2 separate regions of the Mus musculus genome follow, and region 2 is linked to region 1. Evidence: chromatin loops called from intact Hi-C (ENCODE). Cell type or tissue: left cerebral cortex. All regions are shown on one strand.

Region 1 (5,000 bases):
CCCCATCTCCCACCCACCTCCCTGCCTTCCACTAGAGACACTATATGAGTGTCTTTCCTAACAAGTCGAGATTACTCTGAATTCCTCAAGGGTCACCACTATCAAGAAGGCTTGATAGTGGTGACAGAATTGGAGAATTCTCCATGATGCTCCAATCTGGATGAACTTGAAGAGTTTGCGTTCCTCCTTTGTTACCTGGTGACCTAAGCAAAGACTCACCTAGCCATTGCAGGGAAGGTGCTCTGGATATGGGGCAGCCAACATAGGAGTGGGAGGGAATAAACACATGGAAAGCAAATTCTGCTCTTCAGCAGAAAACAAACCACCTGTGATCACTTTCCATGTCTCCAGATGTTGTCAGGGGACATCTGACACTATATGGGATGGAAGGTCACTCACAGTTGATCCTGTGGGTCCCTTGTGACCTGGGCAGGGAGAAGTCTCTATGGAGTTTCCCCACTTCCTCCCAACTCCCGAGGGCTAGATTGCTCAGGCCCAAGAGCCATCCAAACATATATCTGATTTCTAGGACCATCCTTTTGGAATAAGACTTAAGTTTAACCACCACTTGGAAACACATCTCTTCTTCCCTTCCTCTGGGGTCGTGTGTCTTCCATCCTGCAGGCAGGTACCTGGGATGAGGCTAGGGAAGTCCAAGCCCCTGGGAGTGAACCCCTGGGATCACTAGGTGCCCTTTTCAATGGTACTGCAGATAGGGGTGGGGATGTCAGCCTCTACATCTTTAATAGGCAGGGGCAGAAGAACTCGAATTAGGGAGTTGGGGCCTAGGGCTCTAATCTTGGGGGAGGGGTGGACTGATTGTCCTTGTAGAAGGCCAAGAGTCTCCCTCCTAGGGAACTTACTAGGGCCCCCTCAGGTTCAGCCACACACTGGACTTGCTTCAGCTCCTCAGAGAGCGAAATGTGAACCCTAGCCAGAGGGGGAAGCCAGGACAACCCTAATAAGCCAAACCCCCCCAGGAGGCCAGTTTCAGGACTTGAGCCTGGCTCACCGGGATCCCCACCAGGGGGCAGAGGGGAACCCCTGAGGCCAGCGGCAGGAGGCAGGACCAGTGGCTAGGAATTGGCCACCTAGCACACTCTAGACGCTCTAGCTTAAGGCAACGGATGGAAGAGGGCCAAGGAAATCCTTCTTTTCTCTGAAAGTTTCAGGCCAGTCCTCCTTGGTGGAGATCTGTCTATCCACATCCCGCCTAGCGGGCCTCCCCCACCGCACCGCCTCTTTCTCTGGGCACCAAAGGGTTGAAGGGCTGTGCACCGGGCTCCCTCCACAGCCCAGTCTCCTCCCTGCGCCCCCTCCCCGCGGTGCTGGCCAGCGACTCATAGCATCCCGGGCGCTGTCCCCCTCCCGTGCGCAGCCCCCCTGCCGCCGACCCACCGTGGGGTACGGGAAGCTGCGCTCACTCTAGCTGTTGGCGCGCTCCGGCCGCCGCTCGGCTCCGAGTCCCCCACCCACCCACCCCCGCGTGGACACTGGAGTGCGACCCCGAGCTGCACTCCCGCAGCCTGAGGTCAGGGCCTGCTTCGGGTGGCCAGCGGCCGGCCCTCCTCTCGCCGGTCCTTCCCCGCTCCTCCTCCACCGCCCCCGCCGCCCCCGCCTCCCGGCCGCCCCCGCCGCCGCCGCCCCAGGCCGAACGCGGGCGCGGAGCGTGGGAGCCATGGCGCGCGAGCAGGAGAGGGACCCCGAGCGCAGGGAGGCGGCGGTGCGGGCGAGCGGCGAGGAGGAGGAGGCGGCGGGGGAGGAGGGACTGAGCGATAGCGACGAGGGCGACGGCGTGGAGACCGGCAGCGGCCGGGAGGAGGGAAAGCAGGAGGCGGCGGCCGGGTGGGAACGCAGCGAGGACGCGCGGCTGCTGCGCGCAGGGCTGCCTCCTGCCGCCGTCCCCGCCGCGGCCGCCCGCGACCCGAGCGGACGCCGCCCGCCAGGGACGCCGCCCGGCTGTCCGAGGATGCCGCCGCCGGGCGACCAGGACTGCGCGCGCCGCCGCAGCCGCCGCCGGCGGAGGGACCTTCTGCTGAGCCAGCTTTGCTTCCTGGCCTCGGTGGCGCTGCTGCTCTGGTCGCTGTCGAGCCTGCGAGAGCAGAAGGGTGAGTGCTCGCCGCCTGCCCCGAGTGGGCGCTGCGGCTCCAGCAGTTCGGGCTCTCGGGGCTCGGTGCCCGGCGAGCTGCGCTGGGTCCAGCCACACCGAACAGGCACGGGGACACTCCGGTCTCTTGCGGGGCTAGGGAGGAAGGGGTCTGGGCTCTAGGACTGCAGCGGTGGAGGAGTGACCCCTTGGGCACCAAGAAGACCTTTTCCTCTTGCCTTCTGCCCCTTTCCCACAGCCTGGCTGGTAGTGGCGGCGGTGACAGGGAGGGACCCTTTCACTACCAAGGCTAGTAATAAAGTTGTTCTGACAGCAATCAGTACCTGTGCAGGTAACCAACCACCTGTACTCCTGGCTTACTGAGGGAATGCAGGGTAGGCTGACCAGCTCACAGCCGGTTCTCCACGTGTTCTCCACACAGAACAGGTGGGGTGGGCAGTGGAGAATGCTCCTTGCCATCTTTGCGATCCAAGAACAGGTGCTGGGAACTTACTTCCGTTAGGAGAAAGTGATAGCTACCAGTCAGGGTTTAGGAATGGGCATGCTCCCTTAAAGGGTTGCTCAGCAGGAACACATGGATTCATTTCTCAAGGCTGGCTTGCTTCCTTTCACCGACTTGATGCTGGGGGCGGACCACTCTATGCTGCCCACTTTTTCCTTGGTGCTTTGGCTGGTGGTGCATACACACGTGTACACACTTGTACACACACACACACACACACACACACACACGATAGTTTGGTTTTATCTTTGCCCTTGGCTTTTTTTGGAGCTAAAATAGACATTGGGGAGAAATGTGCTCAAAACAGTTGTCCATTGGAAACAATTTGGACTCTGGGGTGCAGCTGTGTAAGAAAAAGAAACAAAACAACCTCACAGAAAGGAAAGACTTGAAAGAATAACGGTCGTAAAATGATTTCTTATCCTGGCTTTTCGAATATCAGGGTTTGTGGGGAAGCAGACAAATAAATGATTGTGGGGTAAAACAGTTACAGCTATGTGCTGTACTGTTAAGATAGGCACAGTTCTAATACGTGGTGCTTTGAAGCACACAATAAAAGCATTTTGATAGCGATGGTGACATTTTAAAAGGTGCCATCAATCAAGAAAGGGTTTTCCCTCACCATGGCTGGTGTGGTGCCTCATGGTGAAACTCAGGGGTCATTCTGAACTTAGCAGATCTCTCTACGGACTTCATCATATATGGTAATAGGAGAGAAGCGGGCCTGGTCTTCAGCAAAACCCTTAGACTCCATGACTCTCTCTATTGCTTTTGAATCTCTGATTTTCTGGCCCTGGGTACTGACATGAGGGAGGTGGGCTGTACTATTTGAATGAAGTGAGACTTTTTTCCAAGGGAAGATTCAGACCTGCTAAGTAGTATGCACTGACTGTCCCGAAGAGGGTGAGTGGAAGCCAGCAGATAGTTTATGCTTCCGTTGGCAAGAGTTATTCCAAATCACTTGGTGGCCGTTTCTCTACAGGTTGGAGCCTGTGAGTAACAGGCTTCCCAGCACTTTGCAGGGCATAAAAGACATTTGTCCTGGATGTTGAATGTGATCCATAGGATTAAGTGGATCAATTGCAGGGGTTTCCGTTCCTGCTACCACCAGATGCTGGAATATCTGGGCTGATAAGGCATCACACACTGTGAACTTAGAATCTGATGACTACTCTTCCCTTTTGAGATAGTTTTCCTGACATTTCTCTCCAGGTGTTACTGACTCAGACATCATTCCATAGCATGCCCCCATCTCATTCCTTCTCTTGTTTATCTTTCTCTTCTCTTTCTCACTTCTCTAGCCTGTCTGCTAATGTCCAGTTTATGAACACTTCCATGCATAGCAAGAAGACTTAGTTGGGAAAAACCCAACAATGCTAATGACCTTGCTACGCAGGCTCTGTTTACAGCCCCCACCCCCAACTCTATGACTTGCTAGTCTTAATTCGGTCTCTAGTCACCTTTTCTTGCATTAGATACTGATGTTTTCAATAGGTGAAGCACAGCCGTGTTGGAGCAGCAAGACACAGTCTTCTTTCGAGATAATTTTAAACAGATTATTTACCACATAGAGATCTTCCAATGATATTTTTGCCTAGGGAATTGCCATTTAGTATTATAAACATCAGGGCAGAGACTCTTATCCTGAAATTTGGGGGGGGGGCATTCTACATACTATCCTTGTGTCATTGGCAAAGGGTTCAAAATTCACCTCATTTTAAAGATACTGGGACTCACAAAAGGTGACTGAGTGAAGTCATATAGGAAGTGAGGTGTGGAGGTATAAACCAACCTTAGGTGACCTTTGTTCTCAGCTCTGTTTCTTGCTTCAGGGTGCAAGACTGTGGTGTTCATATGGTCATGGGGGGGGTACCTTCCTAATAACCAAAGGTAATTTTTATGTTTAAAGGCATGTGGTAATTATTAAAGATAACCAGATATCTTCTCAGAGGCTTGTTTCCCATGATTCCCACCCCCACCTTGTTCTTTTTCTTTCTTATAAAAAGGGTGGTTAGTTCTTTTTATAAGAAAGTCCAAATAGAGGTGTATGGCAGTTATGTTACATAATGTCTAACATTTCTAATCATGGAATTTAGGATCTCTTTCTTAATTTCTAAGTAAATCCAGATTTGGTTATATACTAAAAAGTTTGCTTCTGTTTTGCAAAGCTCTGTATTTGGTTAGAAGTATAGAAAAGAATCTATACTGTTTTTGTTTTCTCCTTCTGTGTAGCTAGGACATGAGGATTGTTTAATTTAGGTCAGGAAGAGTTAGTGCTGGAATGAGGAGAATTCTTAATTCTAACTACAACAAAAGCAATAATAATGATAACAACTACAGTTTGGGCATCCCAAGTGCCAGGCCCTGTGCCAAGCACACTTTCTGTGCATT
Region 2 (5,000 bases), 120 kb after region 1:
TGAACAAAAAGGTAGTGAGAGAAATGGGCAGATAGACCTGACCATGAAGAAACTGGGTTTCAGAAGTCACACAGGAAACAAGGGAAATGAGCAGCCCTGCCCTCCATGGCTGGGCTCCATTTATTCTAATGACTTGCTATTGGCTAAAGGGCCTGAGAGCTGGACTGTGGGAATTGCTTTCAGAGCCCGGGACATGTTCTTTTCAGTATTCTCAATGGAGGCCAGATGTCACTGAAGAGTGGCTTGATTTTTGGAAACAGCTAAATGTTCTAAAAGTAGAACTGGCAATTAAGCAAATGATCAAGCTGAGAAATATCAACACAGTAAAAAAATAAAATAAAATAAAAACGGACAAGAGTGCTGCAAAGCTCAGAAAATATAGAAAGTATATACACCCAGTAAGACAGTTAAAGGCATACCTTTTTTTCTGAGATCTTAAATGCTAATTCCACAAATGGTGGTCATTTTTACCAGTGATATTAACTAGGTCTCAGACAGCAGCATTCAGTGCCAAGATAAATGTGACTGTCTTACTGACATAATTGTCTTAGTTAGGTTCCCTCAGAACTAACCCAAGTTGAGCCAGTAAGGGGGGTGTGAGCCAACAGGCAATCACATGGGCCACCTGGGTTTGCTGTTACCCAGCAACTCTGGAAACCTCAAGATAATATGTCACTCAGAGTGACCAAGCTAGACCCCATGACAGGTGGGATTTTTGTCCACTGATCCCTACCTGTCATTTGCCAGGTATTTGTAGATGCTGCTGTTCTGGTCTGCATGTGGCCCAGTGTACCCTCAAAACCAGGGACCATGCACAAAAGTAGAGTCCATTTCTCTGATGGCAGCTTTAGTGTCTCTGAATTAATCACTGAACGGAATAGCCTATGCTGCGTTAATCTAAACTAGAACACTCTGTCTAGAATTTCTGTGACAATTTTCTCCGTCTGTACCATATAGTGATGCAGCTTGAAATGGGACTAATACAAGCAAAGAATTAAATTTTAAATTTTACTCAATTTTAGTTTGCATGACTACATGTTGTTAGTGGCTATCATTTTGACAATGCTATTTCCAATAGGAAACAAAGCCTTCCATGTCTGCAAGTATTGAACTTAGGTATTAAGAAGGAAGTGACTGCTATTCAAAGCTGTTCAGTTCTTTGCACATCGGCTGGATAGCTTTTCATATTTAACTAATAGGCAAGAATGCACTTAGCTGAAAATGGCGGTGGATTAATTATATTTAAGTGTTTAAAGGACCTGTAGAGGAAATCTCTGTCCATTCACCCTACTTTTGTACACAAAAGAGTAATAGCTGAGGTGTCTATTGATGGGGTGTCCATGCCTGTCTGAATGTTTGATGCTTGATTCTGCCAGATAAGCAGTGGTCAGGTCTGTATTGTTGCAAGGGAGTCCCTGGAGTTACCATTTGATTTGATTGACAGTGATTACTGAGAATCCTTGTGGTAGGCAGTTTTGTTTAGTCTTCAGCTTCACTCCACAGGCCAATGTTTTGAAAAAAATATGTCTAATATAAAGATGTCAAAAAAAATCACTCGGTGGAAGAATCAGAACTTTGCTCACACCTGTTTCTGAAGCTTGAATTACCATCAGTTAAACTATATTTTGAATGATCATTGGCACAGTTGACTATATATGACAACTGTGTTGGATGTTAGACTTACCTCCCACCATCTTTTTTTTTTTTTTGCTCAAGGGAAAAATATATAGCCTCATATGTCCTCTTCATCCTGAGCTGGGAGCTCATATATGGCAAGTAACTCAAGATGAGTCCATCCATTCATTAAGAAACAATTAATCATCTCTCATATTATAAAAAGGATTGATGATTCAGATGCTATTAATATTAAGACACTTTTAATAGACCTTTTATTATTGTTTCCTAACTCTAGGGAATAGGAGCACTAACATTTCCATATATTTCTCCTTCCTTGTTCAATCCTGCAGCTATGGCTTGATGAACTCTATCTTCTTTTGTAGAGTAAATGCTGCCTTTTTGCAGGGTAAATCCAGTTATCCCCTCTCATTTGTGTGTTTCTGTGGCTGGTTGTGTGGTAGAACGAGACAATAACAGCTGAAGTACTGACTGTCTGGCTCATAGATTAAGCTTTCTAAGCCTAGCTTAGACCCATCTCCTGATGTTTGTATGGAGTAAATAGCTTTCCTTCCTGGGTACCAGAAAGAAGTAGGTATTCTCTGCTTGTCCTCTTGCAGTGGGGGAATCGGGAGATTAGTTACTCTTGGACTCTCCTACTGGAAAAATGCACATGAAGTTGCTGTCCAGCCATGGTGGAAACTTTTTAAACCTTGCAATGCATAACTAATTAAGAACAAATTAGAAACAGAGCTTTCTAAGCATGTGAGCTTGAGATAAGTTATCCTTAGATTTACTTTTTTGATGTCACACATCATGTGACTTCAGTCCACTTCTCCTTTCCTGGCGTCTAATACGAAAATATTAAATCTCAATATGGCTATGTGGCTATGGAGAATACTTTGCTACCAGAATTAAGTAAGGAATTAGAGCAGAAGAAGTTTACTCTAGCACCTAACATACTCAAATAACAGATATGGTAGTATATTCTTATAAAGAATAGACTCTAGAACAGAACAAACTCCTGTCTGCCTCGTGGGTGGGTGTGTTGGAAAAAAGCTTTCATTCATACTCTGGGAAACCTGCTGTATCAGTTAGCTATGGCTGTATAACAAATATCCTTAAACTTGGTTGTTTCAATCTACCAATATCTGCTATGGTGCATGGGTCGGTGAGTCAGCACAGCATTCATACTGAACTGGACAGGACCATCTGATCTCAACAGAGCTTCTTTGTGTGAGTATGATCATTTGGGGTAATCGGTGAGTAAGAAGGATTAGGATGGTTTCTCATGTCCTGAGGTTGACTAACAATTGCCTAGGTCTCTTATTCCTTCACTCCACTGCAGTGTCTTTCTCAGATTCACTGAAAGGGGTGGTGGAGAACTGGGAAGTGCACAAGGTCCCTGAAGCCTGACCTGGGAAATTGAAGTAGTATCATTTTCAGTGATTTTCATGGTCGAATCAAGGCACAAAGACAGTCCAAGTTCAAGAGATAGCACCATCTACTGGTGAGAAGAGCAGAAAAATCTGATTACAAGGGGATGAATGAAGAACAAGCTCAGAGTTGGTTATTCCATCACATCCATTACCTCCTCTTAGACGTTTTTTAAAAATTATATATGAGGAAGTCACCAATACCACATAACTTTTAACCTTATGAACTATTTTAAAATGCAAATATTTTCACCTACAGCTTTAAGATATTGTATAAACTATTATAAAAATACTTTCAAATATACAACCATCATACTGACATTAATCAGACCCAGAGTCCTGTCTCATCAAATAGTCAAGATTGCCATTTTGTAGGCTCAACTGCAGCTTTGTAGCTTTATTAGAAGATAGTGACTATATATTCTTAGCTTTAATGGAAAAAATTGTGTGAAATAGAGTTTCCTCTCACTTATTAGTTAGTTCTTTGCTAAGCCAAGATCTCCCCTGAACTGCCAATTTTGCATGTAATGTACCCAGGGAAGCCTCTAGCATAGCCAGATATTAATTTGGGTCTGACCTCTCACAGTTTGGGCTAGTTGGCCAGCCACATATCAGTTTTCTTGAAATTTCCCAGAGCATCATAAGCCCTCAGATACTCTTAGGAAGGAACCCAAGATACCCTCACTTCCCAGACTAGAGACTCCATAGGCTATGTATTTTCCTTGAGGCTACTTGAACAGTTAACTTCATGGCAGGCAGGGTGTCATTTTGGTACCAGGGTTTGGGCCTTCCAGGTGGACTGCCATCTTGGGCTCAGCGGATGATCAGTGTTAGCCAAGTGTTAGGGCTAAGTGTGGAGAAGCATGAGGAGTTTGAATTTGTCCTCTGGGGTTTATAACAGTGTAGGTTCTTCCACATACATCTGTAACCTTGGACAGCATTCTGACCTTTGGAGGCTTCTGGTTTATTTCAAGAGCATGGGAGTAATAATGGCTCTTCATATACCTGAAATGAAGATTGCCCACGTTCCTTATGGTGGTTTCCTCGACTTCTGTGTATGGAACAAGCCTCTAGTCCCTGAGAGCTCTTGTTTATACCATTGTTTTAAGGATCTGTAGCTGGCCCCTTGGCAACTATTAAATCTAAGACATAGGCCTGTCTGTCCTCTTCAGAGGACACTGTCTTTTTAAGGCCAGGCCTAGAAGGCCCACTTTGAGTGGAAACATCCATGTGTTGCTATGGTGATATCATTTTTTATTCACAAGGCACTTTCTGTATTTTGAAGGGGATAACTTCTCCTCTGCTCAGGGATATTTGCCAAGCTCTGAAAGAGCCATAAACTTACTGAATCGTGGAAAGGCATTCTTGGGTACTGAGTTCCCCATAAACCTGTTTGTAATTACTCTGAATGCTCTCAGAGCTTCCCATTGTTGTAGCCTCTCTGGTGTATTCCCATGGGAAATGCCTCAGGCTGTAGCTGCTTGTGGATGTTGAGTCTAGTCTTCAGTCCTATCCAGGAAGTCACATTTTAGCACAGGGCAGTTGGCTTTTGTCTCCAGGTGTCTATTTGAATTTTTCCCCTCCTCCACTTAGCATGTATGTGGATGCTCATTCCTCCAAAAGGACTAAATAAACACATTCAGTGAAGAATCCATGACAAGATGTATTCCTAACCACCACTGCGTCTCTACAACAATCTGTGAGAGATCCTTTAAAAAGTCATTTCACTTACTTAGCTCTTCTAAACGTCTTCTGTGCCCTGCTTTGTTTGGAAAAGTAAAAGGAACACATTAGGAAAAAGTTAACCTAATGTATGTCTGTGTTAGAAGAGACAGAATTTGTTAAATAAGAGTTGGAGTTTCATTTTACTTTGCTGCACACATGGTGCTTTATAGAGGGCCTGCCCTGGAATACCTGCTGGGCAGAACTGTGTTCTTAACCCAGGGCTAC

What was found. Hi-C counts contacts between places; a loop is a spot of excess contacts. Peaks named below come from ENCODE experiments on the same cell type or tissue, not always from the same donor. Only the 100,000 strongest peaks of a DNase experiment are listed, where the experiment ranks them.
Region 2: it touches region 1 in a loop (6-fold over the local background); 22 of 42 quality-filtered maps call a loop at or near these places.

The regions. Positions count from the first base shown.
Region 1 is chr2:145,166,090-145,171,089 of GRCm38, forward strand. Slc24a3 (solute carrier family 24 (sodium/potassium/calcium exchanger), member 3) reads left to right here and starts at 1,686. Exons shown (of 17, transcript NM_001356497.1): 1 at 1,686-2,108. The coding sequence starts at 1,970. In left cerebral cortex, CTCF peaks have their summits at 1,037 (motif pointing right) and 2,119; DNase peaks (open chromatin) are centred at 1,140, 1,819, 2,107, 2,625 and 1 more place; H3K4me3 peaks cover 3,060 bases; H3K27ac peaks cover 1,766 bases.
Region 2 is chr2:145,288,572-145,293,571 of GRCm38, forward strand. All of the region lies in intron 2 of Slc24a3 (solute carrier family 24 (sodium/potassium/calcium exchanger), member 3), which reads left to right. Gm52529 (a long non-coding RNA gene) reads right to left here and starts at 167. Exons shown (of 3, transcript XR_003953927.1): 1 at 1-167. In left cerebral cortex, a CTCF peak has its summit at 3,124 (motif pointing left); DNase peaks (open chromatin) are centred at 170, 1,579 and 3,097.